Regions from separate parts of the Homo sapiens genome. Here region 1 is linked to region 2. Evidence: chromatin contacts called from ENCODE Hi-C or POLR2A ChIA-PET data. All regions are on one chromosome and are shown on one strand. Each heading gives the region's core, a stretch centred on a gene start or an enhancer-like site at or near the end of the contact. The rest is flanking DNA. Distances are from core to core; before and after follow the strand shown. Region 1 has its middle 130 kb from the start of ZNF217. Region 2 has its middle 87 kb from the start of BCAS1-AS1.

The links. A loop is a pair of places that touch in the nucleus more often than their neighbours do. ChIA-PET counts read pairs that join two places held with the same protein, here RNA polymerase II (POLR2A). Pooled maps may share reads with other maps.
Region 1: a map of endothelial cell of umbilical vein shows a loop between it and region 2 (6-fold over the local background). The contact joins two enhancer-like sites. A Hi-C loop is called at or near these places in 10 of 168 maps with a recorded cell type or tissue (B cell, Calu3, MCF 10A and 7 more), 5 of 37 single-sample maps with no recorded cell type and 11 of 50 pooled maps. POLR2A ChIA-PET finds 5 or more read pairs at or near these places in 18 of 52 experiments (A549, A673, AG04450 and 14 more).

What each region holds. Positions count from the first base shown.
Region 1 is chr20:53,717,470-53,723,711 of GRCh38, forward strand. No RefSeq gene overlaps it. Among named protein-coding and RNA genes, the nearest start is that of ZNF217, 130 kb to the left of the region's middle. Within about 2 kb of position 3,738, at least 4 of the 41 ENCODE cell types and tissues checked have a DNase peak (open chromatin) inside an H3K27ac peak, as active enhancers do; they include B cell, PC-3 and Panc1, where a contact is called at or near this core.
Region 2 is chr20:53,825,047-53,831,373 of GRCh38, forward strand. No RefSeq gene overlaps it. Among named protein-coding and RNA genes, the nearest start is that of BCAS1-AS1, 87 kb to the right of the region's middle. RefSeq lists enhancers at 3,678-3,787, 5,054-5,198 and a cis regulatory region at 5,120-5,133. Within about 2 kb of position 3,674, at least 28 of the 41 ENCODE cell types and tissues checked have a DNase peak (open chromatin) inside an H3K27ac peak, as active enhancers do; they include B cell, PC-3 and Panc1, where a contact is called at or near this core.

The DNA of each region.
Region 1 (6,242 bases), core at 2,488-4,987, 110 kb before region 2:
ACCTCTGTGGTATGTATTGTGTACATTTTCTTTTCTTTTCTTTTCTTTCTTTTTTTGAGATAGAGTCTTCCTCTGTCGCCAGGCTAGATGCAGTGGCACGATCTCGGCTCACTGTAACCTCTGCCTCCTGGGTTCAAGTGATCCTCCTGCCTCAGCCTCCCAAGTAGCTGAGAATACAGGCATGAGCCACCATGCCCGGCTAATTTTTGTATTTTTAGTAGAGATGGGGTTTCACCATGTTGGCCAGGCTGGTCTCGAACTCCTGGCCTCATGTCATGTTATCCTCTCACCTCGGCCTCCCGAAATGCTGGGATTACAGGCACGAGCCTCCATGCCCGGCTGTTGTTATTTCACAGTGATTTTGGCGTCACTGCGTACCTGCCAGCACCTCCTCACTCTTTGCCGTAACTGCTGCATAGTATTCCTTTTAATGAATTAATTTCTGTCACCGGTCTCCTATGAATGAGTATTTAAATAATTTCTGCTCCTGTGCTCTTACAATCAGTGCTGCAACAAATAAACTTGTACGGTATTTCATGTGTGTGGGAGTACTCCTGAGGGAATAAATATCTAGGAGTTACACACACATTTTGGAGAAAATAATGAAAAGCAAATCTCCACTGAATTTTCCCATTCAAGGCTTGAGAGGTGATAAAACACATTCTCGGAGGCCAGTGTCTTGTTTTGGAAACACCACGTTCAAGGAGGCACCCGTCTGCAGCCCCACAGAGGCATGAGGGCCTGCTTCAGATCACTAATCTGGCATTAATACCCTCCTGAAAGGGGGGCGGAGGACAATAGCACCCAGAGAGTTTACACACTTGAGAAATGACTGGAAAGTAATTGGAGCTGGTAGCCATCTGCCTGGCTCTTTCTTTAGAGAGCCAGCACGTCTATCCACTGCAGGCACCAGAAGAGCCTCATGTGGGCTTCAGTCTCCGTCAGAGCTCACCCATCATTCTGGGGGCCCGAGCAGGAGCTGGTTTTCCCTGAAGCTCTCACATTCATCTCCAGGCTGAACTGGCTTTGAAGAAAGATGCCACCTTACCCATCTCCTCTGTCTGCCAATGAGAAAAGAGGACTTTTTTTTTTCTGGCCTTTCAGCATTTCACAATATTCTTCAAAATCGTTTCTTCTTTTCTTGGTAAACAATGATCGCTACTTGTGAAATCCAGTTTTTCATTTCACTTGGAAAGAAAGACTATTTCATTAGCTCATGAGCTTTTTTTTTTTGAGACAGGGTCTCACTCTGTTGCCCAGGCTGCAGTGCATTGGCGTGATCACAGCTCATTGCAGCCTCAACCTCCCAGGCTCAAGTGATCCTCCCACTTCAGCCTCCCTAGTAGCTGGGACTATAGGCACACACCACAACACTTGGCTCATTTTTTATTTTTTGTGGAAATGGGGTCTCACTATGTCGCCCAGGCTGGTCGCCAATTCCTGGATGCAAGCGATCCTCCTGCCTTGGCCTCCGAAAGCTCTGGGATTATAGGCATGAGCCACCATGCCCAACCTTATGAGCTTTTTCTATCTGTCCCAGCTAGGGGTAATTGTCTGAGCTGCTCACAAACCTGCAAAGCTCAGAGTGGGGACTGCTCTTGAAAGCTATGATGATGATTAATAATAATAATAAAATTATACTAGCTACCATTTGTTGAGAAATTATTGTTTTACAGGTTGCTATGGACTGAATCGTGTCCCCTCCCAATTCATATGTTGAAGCCCTAACCTCAAATGTGACTGTATTTGGAGTGAGAAAGTAATTACGGTTAAATATAGTCATAAGAGTGGAGCCTTTATCTGATGGGATTAGTGTCCTTATAAGAAGAGACACCAGGCCTGGTGAGGTGGCTCACGCCTCTAATCCCAGCACTTTAGGAGGCTGAGGCGGGTGGATCACCTGAGGTCAGGAGTTCGAGATCAGCCTGACCAACATGGGGAAACCCCATCTCTACTAAAAATACAAAATTAGCCAGGCGTGGTGGCACAAACCTGTAATCCCAGCTATTCGGGAGGCTGAAGCAGGAGAATCGCTTCAACCTGGGAGGTGGAGGTTGCAGTGAGCTGAGATTGGGCCATTGCACTCTAGCCTGGGTGACAACAGTGAAACTCCATCTAAAGAAAAATCCCAAAACCTCAAATTTGTCAAGAAACACAATTTTGGAGCTGGCAGGTTGCGTGAACTATAAACTGTATATAATATAGCCATATGACAATGCCAGCAAGTTGATAAACAGAAATTTTTTGAACTATGAAAGTTATTTGGTTGCAAATCCTTTGCAAAAAATGTGTCTGCTCTGTATAGAGTATTGAATGAAAGTATAGCATGTAGATTTTTACAAGCCTACAGGTACATAAATACTTTTGATTTTTCTCAATCTGTAGAGATTTGCTATAAGATAGTCTTTGGGCTAGGCGCGGTGGCTCACGCCTGTAATCCCAACACTTTGGGAGGCTGAGGCAAGCAGATCTCCTGAGGTCGGGAGTTCGAGAACAGCCTGACTAACATGGAGAAACCCTGCCTCTACTAAAAATACAAAATTAGCTGGGTGTGGTGGCGCTTGTCTGTAATCCAGCTACTTGGGAGGCTGAGGCAGGAGAATCGCTTGAACCCAGGAGGCAGATACTGCGGTGAGCCGAGATGGCGCCATTGCCCTCCAGCCTGGGCAATAAGAGCGAAACTCCATCTCAAAAAAAAAAAAAAAAAAAAGATATTCTTCGGCTGGGCATGGTGGCTCATGCCTGTAATCCCCGCGCTTTGGGAGGCTGAGGTGGGCAGATCACAAGGTCAAGAGATTGAGACCACTCTGGCCAACATGGTGAAACCCTGTCTCTACTAAAAATATAAAAATTAGCTAGGCATGGTGGTGCACACCTGTAGTCCCAGCTACTTGGGAGGCTGAGGCAGGAGAATCACTTGAACCCAGGAGGCGGAGGTTGCAGTGAGGCGATATTGCACCACTGCACTCCAGCCTGGTGACAGAGTGAGATTCAAAAAAAAAAAAAAAAGATATTCTTCAATCAACACTCTGTATACTTCTGTATAATTCTTCACAGAAATTATTCCTCAGATAACCTGCACTTACCATCAAACTTGTAATTATCCCCACACATACAAAGTTGCCTTTGAATGTGATGTTTCTATAGAGTACAAAGCTGAATTATTTTATTTTATTTATTTATTTTGAGATGGAGTTTCGCTCTTGTTGCCCAGGCTGGAGTGCAATAGTGTGATCTCGGCTCATCAAAACCTCTTCCTCCCAGGTTCAAGTGATTCTCCTGCCTCAGCCTCCCGAGTAGCTGGGATTACAGGCATGCGCCACCACGCCCGGCTAATTTTGTATTTTTAGTAGAGACAGGGTTTCTCCATGTTGATGAGGCTGGTCTCAAACTCCCAACCTCAGGTGATCTGCCTGCCTCGGCCTCCCAAAGTGCTGGGATTACAGGAGTGAGCCACCACACCTGGCCAAAGCTGAATAATTTTAGATTGTTCCTGTGTGTGAGTCTTCTGGAATGTCTCTGGGCATCTGGAGTCAAAAAGTGTGTTTATTCTTTAGTGAAAATGATTGCCATTGTTGTGAGAGATATTGAAAAATGACATCAAATTGCTCAGACCTTGCAGCAAATCACAGTGGAAACGCCTATTAAATCTCATATGCTCTTTGAATGGTCTTTGTTAATTGGAGCCACAGCACGAATGACAAAGAGACACTAAAATTATGACGGAGGATTGCTTCCTGTCTTACCTACTATATTTGGGTCTATTCTCATTTCAGTGAATGAGTCACAGTGAGGTACAATTTGTTTTTCCAAAGACAAAAAGAAATAGAATAAAAGAGGAGTTGGCAACATTTTTTGGTAAATGGTGAGATATTAACTATTAAAAAAAAACATATTTTAGGCTTTGGAGGCCAGATGGCCTCTGTAGTAACTTTTTTTTTTTTTCTTTTTGAGACAGGGTGTTGCTCTGACGCTCAGGCTGGAGTGCAATGGTGTGATCTTGGCTCACTGTAACCTCCGCCTACCGGGTTCAAATGATTCTTGTGCCTCAGCCCATAGCTGGGATTACAGTCCTGCACCACCACACCTGACTAATTTTTGTATTTTTAGTAGAGACGGGATTTCGCCATGTTGGCCAGGCTGGTCTTGAACTCCTGGCTTCATGTGATCCTCTTGCCTCTGCCTTCTAAAGTACTGAGATTACAGGCGTGAGCCACTGCGCCCACCTGGCCTCTCTGTAGCAACTACTAAACTCTGCCTTGCCCTGTGAAAGCAGCCATACACAATATGTAAATGAATGAGCATGGCTGTTTTCCAATAAAACTTTATTTCTCAAAACAGGCAGTAGGCTTAGTTTGCCAACCCCTGGAATAAGGCATAAATATTTAAAGATATAGATATGAATTGGCTGGGCACAGTGGCTCATGCCTGTAATCCTGGCACTTTAGGAGGCCAAGGTGGGCAGATCACCTGAGGTCAGAGTTCCAGACCAGCCTGGTCAACATGGTGAAACCCTGTCTCTACTAAAAATATAAACATTAGCTGGGCATGGTGGTACGCACCTGTAATCCCATTTACTCAGGAGGTTGAGGCAGGAGAATTGCTTGAACCAGGAGTTGGAAGTTGCAGTGAGCTGAAATCATGCCACTGTACTCCAGCCTGGGCGACAGTGATACTCTGTCTCAAAAAAAAAAAAAAAAAAAAAGATATGAAGTGATAGACATAAACAGATAACTTGAAGTGTGGCAGAGAATGTTACCTGCCAACCCACCATCCCTATTCTTTGTGAACAGAGCCACCATACTGTTGGGGTCAGCAATGTCCTCAGTTAAATATATCTATATCCTAGTCTCACTTGCCAATAGGGGTGACTTCTGAAGTGAAAGCAGATACAGATGAGACATGTGGGAATGCTCTGTAAAAAGGCCTTATCTTCCTTTTTTTTTTTTTTTTTTTTTTGAGACAGGGTCTCACTGTATCGCCCAGGCTGGAGTGTAGTGATGGTGCAATATCAATTGGCTCACTGCAACCTCCACCTCCCAGGCTCAAGTGATTCTCATGCCTCAGCCTCCTCAGTAGCTGAGATAACAGTTGTGTGCCACCACACCCAGCTAATTTTTTATATTTTTAGTAGAGACGGGGTTTCACCATTTTGGCCAGGCTGGTCTTGAACTCCTGGCCTCAAGCTGATCTGCCCGCCTCAGCCTCCCAAACTGCTGGGATTACAGGTGTGAGACACCATGCCCGGCCTAGGCTTTATCTCTTGGGCAGGTGCCATTTTGCCTTCTACTTTTCTTTTTTTTATCTGCCTGGAATATGGGAATGATTGGTGGAGCTTAAGTGGCAATTTTGTGACTAAGAGGGCAAGTCCGAGAAAATATTGGAAATCTCATCCTTTGCATCCTCGAACCAATGAATCAAACCAGCAGGAGCTGACCTCTGGACTTCTTGTTATATGAAGGAAACAACCTTTCTATGCTTAAGCCACTGTTTCATTTGGATCTGTATTTACTGCTGAATCAAAATTCCAATACTTTTAATAGAAATAACAAACATATAGTCCAGCTTACAAGTAGTAGAAGTAATAGTAATTTAAGGCTATGTGAACAATAGAGAGGTAGTATTTCGGATTGAAGACTTCAAATCCATCAGTTGGATCTGGGTGTCAAATCCTGCCCTCACCACTAACTTGGTGGTGTTTTGTTTTGTTTTGTTTTGTTTTGTTTTGTTTTGTTTTGTTTGAGATAGGATCTCACACTCTGTTGTCAGTGCTGGAGTGCAGTGGTATGATCTCGGTTTACTGCAACCTCCACATCCTGGGCTCAAGTGATCCTCCCACCTCAGTCTCCTGAGTAGCTGGGACTGGTGGCACACACCATCACGCCCTGCTGATTTTTATATCTTTTATAGAGATGGGTTTTTGTCATGTTGCTCAGGTGGGTTTTGAACTCCTGGGCTCAAGCAATCTGCCCACCTTGGCCTCCCAAAGTGTTGGGATTACAGGCGTGAGCCACCGCGCCCCCCACCCCCACCACTTACTCTCTCTATTCCTCAGTTTCCTCCCTGGAAAAATAGAGATCATAATATTATATGATTTATGGTATTGTTGAAAGACTTAATTATGATAATGCATACATAAAGTACTTGGCACATAAGAAGTGCTCAAAAAAAGAGAATATTATTGTTGCTGCTACTATTATCATTTTGTTGACCAGAGATGAATGACTATTCACTTCTCTGAA
Region 2 (6,327 bases), core at 2,424-4,923:
AACTCCTGGATTTCATAACTCAGAAAGGGGAAACCAAACATCGTATGTCTTCAGTTATAAGTGAGAGCTAAGCTATGAGGATGCAAAGGCATAAGAATGATGTGATGGACATTGGGGACTCCGGGGGAAGGGTGGGAGGGGGTGAGGGGTGAAAGACACATTGGGTACAGTGTAGACTGCTCGGGTGATGGGTGCACCAAAATCTCAGACATTACCACTAAATAACTTATACATGTAACCAAATACCACCTGTGCCCCCAAAACTATTGAAAAAAAAACAACAACAACAAAAAAGTCCTGGACTTCAATTGTCCAAGGTGAGTCAAAGACTCAGGCAAATCTCCTACGGAATGTCAGGTTGTCTATCAATTGATTGCCTTGTCATTTGGGATCTGATATTGGGATCAAATTGGCATCTGTAACTCCTCAAGTTATTTCAAGTACTGGGTCTTTGATTTGGTCTATGAGCCACAAAACCTTGTCTGTCTCCTTCCTGTTTAGCTAAAACAAACAAATAAGTAGTGATTCTGATAATCCCTTATTTAAAAAGTACACGTAACATGTAAGAGATTTTACTTGTGACCTATGAGCCGCATTATTATTTGTTATTAGTAGTAGCCGAAATGCTGACATTGATGAATGATAGGCTTTTCAAAATATTAGTTAGATGTAGTTAGTGTGTTCTTATAATAATAACACTCACTCATCAGCTTCAGTGTTAGCCAGGACTCTTGCTTGAAAATCATGGAAGTCAACTGAGAGTAATTTAAGAAAAACTTCTACAACAAATCCCCCTACAGAAATGAAATTTAGAGGCCCATTTAGCTCAAAAGCCTAAGACGTAGGGCCTGATTCAGTCTTCAGATCTCTCTCCTTCCCTGTCGATTCTGTTTCCTTCTCCCTATCTTCATTTTCAGCCTGGTGGGACCAGATTTACGTCAGCCTTAAAGTTTTGATCTCTAAATAAATAAATAAAAGAATAATTTCTCTGATATCTCTGGCAAAGTCCTGGGGCAGGGGGAATCTCAGGTGCCTAGGCTTAGGTCTCATGCCCCTCCTTGCTGTGGGGTCAGAAGAGGGTAAGCCCACAGGGTCATGTGACTTCAGCAGGCTTCCCACGGAGTGGGCTTTTTCATCCCTGGCAACATTGATACTCTGGGCTGGATGATTGTCTGTTGTGAGGCTGCCCTGTGCATTATAGGATGTTTAGCAACCTCCCTGGTCTCTACCCACTAAGATACCAGTAGTACCTCTCTCCTTTCCCCATAGTTGTGGTAACGAAAAATGTCTCTAGATGTTGCCAAATGTCTTCTGGTGGGCAAAATTGCCCCCATTAAGAAGCACTTCTATGAAGCAGGAGTACTTTCCTTTGGGTAGAGATGCTGGGCAAGACAGGGCAGGATGGCTAATGCCTAGAGTCCCAACACTTTGGGAGGCTGAGGCAGGAAGATCTCTTGAGTTCAAGAGTTGGAGACCAGCCTGGGGCAACATAGTGAGACCTTGTGCCTACTAAAAATAAAAAAAAAAAAATAGCCAGGTGTGGTGGTGCATGCCTGTAGATGAGCTACTTGGAAGGCTGAGGCAGGAGGATTGCTTGAGCCCAAGAGATAGAGCCTGTAGTGTGCTGTGATTATACCACTGCACTCCAGCCTGGGCAACAGAGTGAGACCCTGTCTCAAGAAAAAAAGAAAAGAAAAGAAAAAAAGAGAAACCGGGTAGGAAGACAGGCCCACCACCCAAGTCAATGTGTTTTCTGAGCAAAGCAGAAGGAGATGGATCTACAGATGCGATCTGTACTATGAACAATTTCAGTGGCTGCAACGTTGTGCAGTGCTTTAATTTCTCACAAAATAATTTTGGGAGAGGGTTCATAAAAACTGGGAAATACCTGTGAAAATGTGAGATTAATGTAAGTATCGTAGCAGAACCAGAATAAATGAAAGCTCTCTAGTGTCATGATGAAAACTATTAACTATTACTATTAACTATTAACTAAGACTGTGTCTGATTCATTGCTTGTAACACAATCCTTGAAACTGGGTGATTTATAAGAAACAAAATTTACTCCTTACAGTTCTAGAAGCTGGTTGAGGAGAGTCATCTGGTGAGAGGCTTCTTGCTGATGGGGCCTCTGCAGAGCCGCAAGGCTGCACAGGGCATCACATGATCACATGGCACAAAGGCTGAGCATTCTAGCTCAGGTCTCTCTTCCTCTTCTTATAAAGACACCAGTTCCACTCCCATAACAACCCATTAGCCCATTAATCCATGAAAGAATTAATTCATTCATGAGGACAGAGCCCTTGTGACCTAATCACCTCTTAAAGGTCCAACCCCTCAATACTGCCACATCGGCAATTAAGTTTCAACAAGAGTTTTGGAGGTGACGAACACTCAAACCATAGCAGACTGAAATACCAAGTTTTATTTTGGCTCAATATTGTACTAGGTACATGATCATTCTTAAATTATTTAATCTTTGAAATCATTGGTTTCCTCCAGTATAAAAGATGATAAATGATATCAGGCAACCAATTGCTGATGTATGTGAAACTGTGAAGTACTAGGCAAATGGAATATTATTTAAACATACTCTTCAATTAGTTGAATATGAAAGCTACTTTGGTGACTTCTGATTTTTTAGAATCAGAAAATTTCCTCCCTTCCTTTCTTCTTCCCTCCCTCTTCCCTCCCTCCCTCCTTCCCTCTGTCCCTCCCTCCCTCCTTCTTTCTTCCTCCCCATCCTCCTCCCTCTTTGTCTCTTCTTAATTTTTTCTTTCATCTTCTTTTTGGCTTGTTGGTTAATGTAGAGATATAAGTGTTGTAACAAATAAGTTACTATTATTTTCTAGTATGTTCCAAGAAGCAAAAAAAAAAATATTGCTTGCCTGATTTATTACCAGTTTATTCTGTTCCTGCTGTTAAAAAATTAGGGAAAAAAAAGGGAAAGGAAAGAAAAACATTTCCAGTTCGTTGAGCTAACTGGTGGGTGAGAGGCTGAGAAATGATACCATCCTTGCGAAGGCAGATATTATGTCCCAAGAGCACACGATGTGTATGTTCTCAACCTTCTGGCTCTGTTCCACCTTGGTAATAATCCAACCAGTTAATTCCGTGGGACTTAAGCTTCTGGTCTTTGTCTGAACAAATCAGAAATTGCCAGAAAATGTTAGAACAAATTGTAGATCCCAGTTGTAGTGAAGGGTAGAATATATCCCAGAAACAAAACAAATGACTTAATCCATTGTCAGATGTGGGGGCTCTATGATTCATCCCTTAAAAGAGAATTATGGTAGGGCTTACTTCCCAAGTGAAAGAAAGACAATGTGCTCTTCCATCTAATCCGATTGTAGGAAAATTTCGGAATGTCACCTTTTAGAGTAAACATTGCTTGACTCTTAGATTAGGTCTGTAATTTATGGTGCAGGATCTCCTTTAGAGTTTTCAGTAAAGAATGCTGTATTTGTTCCTTTTCTGTTTGCAAAAATAGGCGTTTGGGTGTGACATCCCTTAGGGTGATCATTATCAGTGGATCATTTTACATATTCTTGTGCCAATTCTAAAATAAGCACATATATTTCTCAACCAGTTGAGTATCTCCTAAATGATGCTTTCTTCTCAGTGGGAAGCTTTGGATACTTATGAAAAAAAAAATCAGAGTTCTTTAAGTTGGAGAGTCCACGCTGATATTCATCACAATTTGCATTTGAATAGTACAAACTACAGGAAACCATGGTTGGGGGGGGAGGTGAAATTTTTATTATGTGCTTGGCGAGGAGTCTCTGAGTGTTTATAGTTTGGGAACGGATACTAGCAGAAGGCTTTCTGTTGTTGTTAGGGACGGCTCACATTCCCTTCCCACCCACTCACTGCCATCTACAGCTCAGCTTTGGAGTCAGAATAGCACTTTTCCTACGTTTAGTAGGACTAAGAAAGATTTTTTTTTCTCCCCTTGGCATATTCCTGCAGCTGGATATTAGGGAAGCAAGGAAGCTGTTGAATAGCTTTCTAGCTAACCACATTCATAGTATTCTTTCTCATCTTCCTTCAGAGTTTCTGTTTAGTTTTGTTCTGTTCTAAGGACCTATTTCCTCTCTAATGAAATTTTCGTAGGACCCTGTTGTTTGAATGTTTGTTTCTGGACCCTTTGAGGTTTCTTTACTGGCATTGTTATTTTGATTGGAGAGCCAATTTGCTATCTGTGAACTTTTGCAGATGCGTGAATCGTGAGTGAGATAGAGAGGTGACATATATTTGAGTGTGTGGTATGGGGGAGAGAAAGAGTCACTTTTTGTGCTCTTCCGGGCACGTCTTCAAACACACCATGCTGTCCCCCACACAGTGAGTAGAATTATCCCAACTGTTTTTAAGTTTTAAAGTGCTAACAAACAGAAAAAACAATGAAAATAATTTTCTCTTCAAGGATCTCTGAGAACTCTGGCCACACCTCATTCTTAAAAGCATAATATGTGAGTGACTAGGACAGAATTCTTTCCCTGGATTCCCTTAGAGAATGTCTCACGAAATAACGTCTCATGGCAATGAATCATCGGCTCAGGATCCGACCAGTAAGCCACTGGCCACATTTCTATTTTTAAGAGTCACTAGGAAAAGTTGGAAATAATTTTAGAAAATAAAGAAAATACTCTTTGGCCTTTCTTTCATTTTCTTTTCATTTGGGGAGTAAGTGGAGAATGGGGGAAGAGATCTCATGTCTTTGATTCATGTAAAGCCAAGTTCTGGAAATATAGCAAACGCAGGAGAACTCTTTCTTAAGTGGTAGGAACAGTCCTAATTCCCACAGTTTAGGTTATCTGGTCTATTTCAAGGTTTTGGTGCGTGAGGTTTGGTGTCAACAGCATGATATGATCTGTGGTATACTTAGGGTTCCCAAATATGAATGTAGAAGCATTGAAATAATTTATTTTATTGGATTTGAATTCACTAAATATAGCCCTTGAGTCATGTATAAAATCTCATTGTTCTAATATGAAACAAATGCTGAGTTTATTGTCAAGCCTAATTAACATGTCATGAACATGGGGCACCTGTAAATGATAGAATCTGAGTTAACAACAGCTCTCTGACTGTGTGCACGGGCTGTTTGGAGGGCTTCTTCATGCTCAAAGTTCAACGGCATTTAGAGTTTCAACAGTTCACTGCTTCAATTTTTGTTTACTTTCGTTTCCCCTGGGCAGAACTCTCTAATCTGGGTTTAACTTTTTATACTATACTTGTGAGAGGTGCTCAAATTACCCTACTCCAATAATAGCATACTCTTCATATGGGAAATTTGAAAAGTGCCTCTGCCCACTCTATACAGAATTTCCTGTGCTGTACATTTATCCTGCTGAGACAGGAAACACAATTATTGTTTGGAATTAAGCTAGACCCTTGAGGAACATGAAGTTCTGCTTATGGTTTCCCCACCCCCCTCCATCATCAGACATGGGTGTTGTTTTATCAGAAATAAATAAAAACGGATAATGTAGCTACAAATAGCTACAGGGAAGGAAAAATCTATTTGTAAGATTTTTATTACTTGTGCCTAAATAAGATGGTTCTCTGAACATTTGCTGACTGTTTACAAGAGAAAAATAATTATTCCTGGCTTGTAAGCCTGTCAGGCCATCACAGAAGAAGGTACAAACTATTTCCACATTTTTTAACCCCCTCAGTTTCTCTATGATTATTCGTTGACTATTTTAGCTGGTGACACAATGAAAAAACAGAGTCTAAGCAATTTCTCTAGGAATCAAGATTTATCTGCATTTTTTTTTTTTTTTTTTTTTTGGCCAGAGTGGCGTGATCTTGGCTCACTGCAACCTCCGCCTCCCAGGTTCAAGCGATTCTCGTGCCTCAGCCTCCCAAGTAGCTGGGATTACAGGCATGTGCCACCATGTTCAGCTAGTTTTTGTATTTTCAGTAGAGACGGGGTTTTGCCATATTGGCCAGGCTGGTCTTGAACTCATGATCTCAGGTGATCTGCCCACCTTGGCCTCCCGAAATGCTGGGATTACCGGCATGAGCCACCATGCCCGACCTTGCATCTTTGGATAATCAAATATTACCTCTTCAGAAAAGACTTCCATGGAAGCCCCTTATGAAATACTGCCAGAGCCCTCACCTCCCATATGGCTCCATTTTCTTGTCCTGTTCACTTTCTTCAAAGCATTCATCACTATGAAGTATTATATTAATATATGTATTATTTACTAGCTTATACACCTCTAGGACAGTGCTACCCAACAGAAATATAATGCAAGCCACACAGGAAATTTAAAATTTTCTAGGAGTCATATTAAGAAAGTAAAAAGAGGTCAGGCG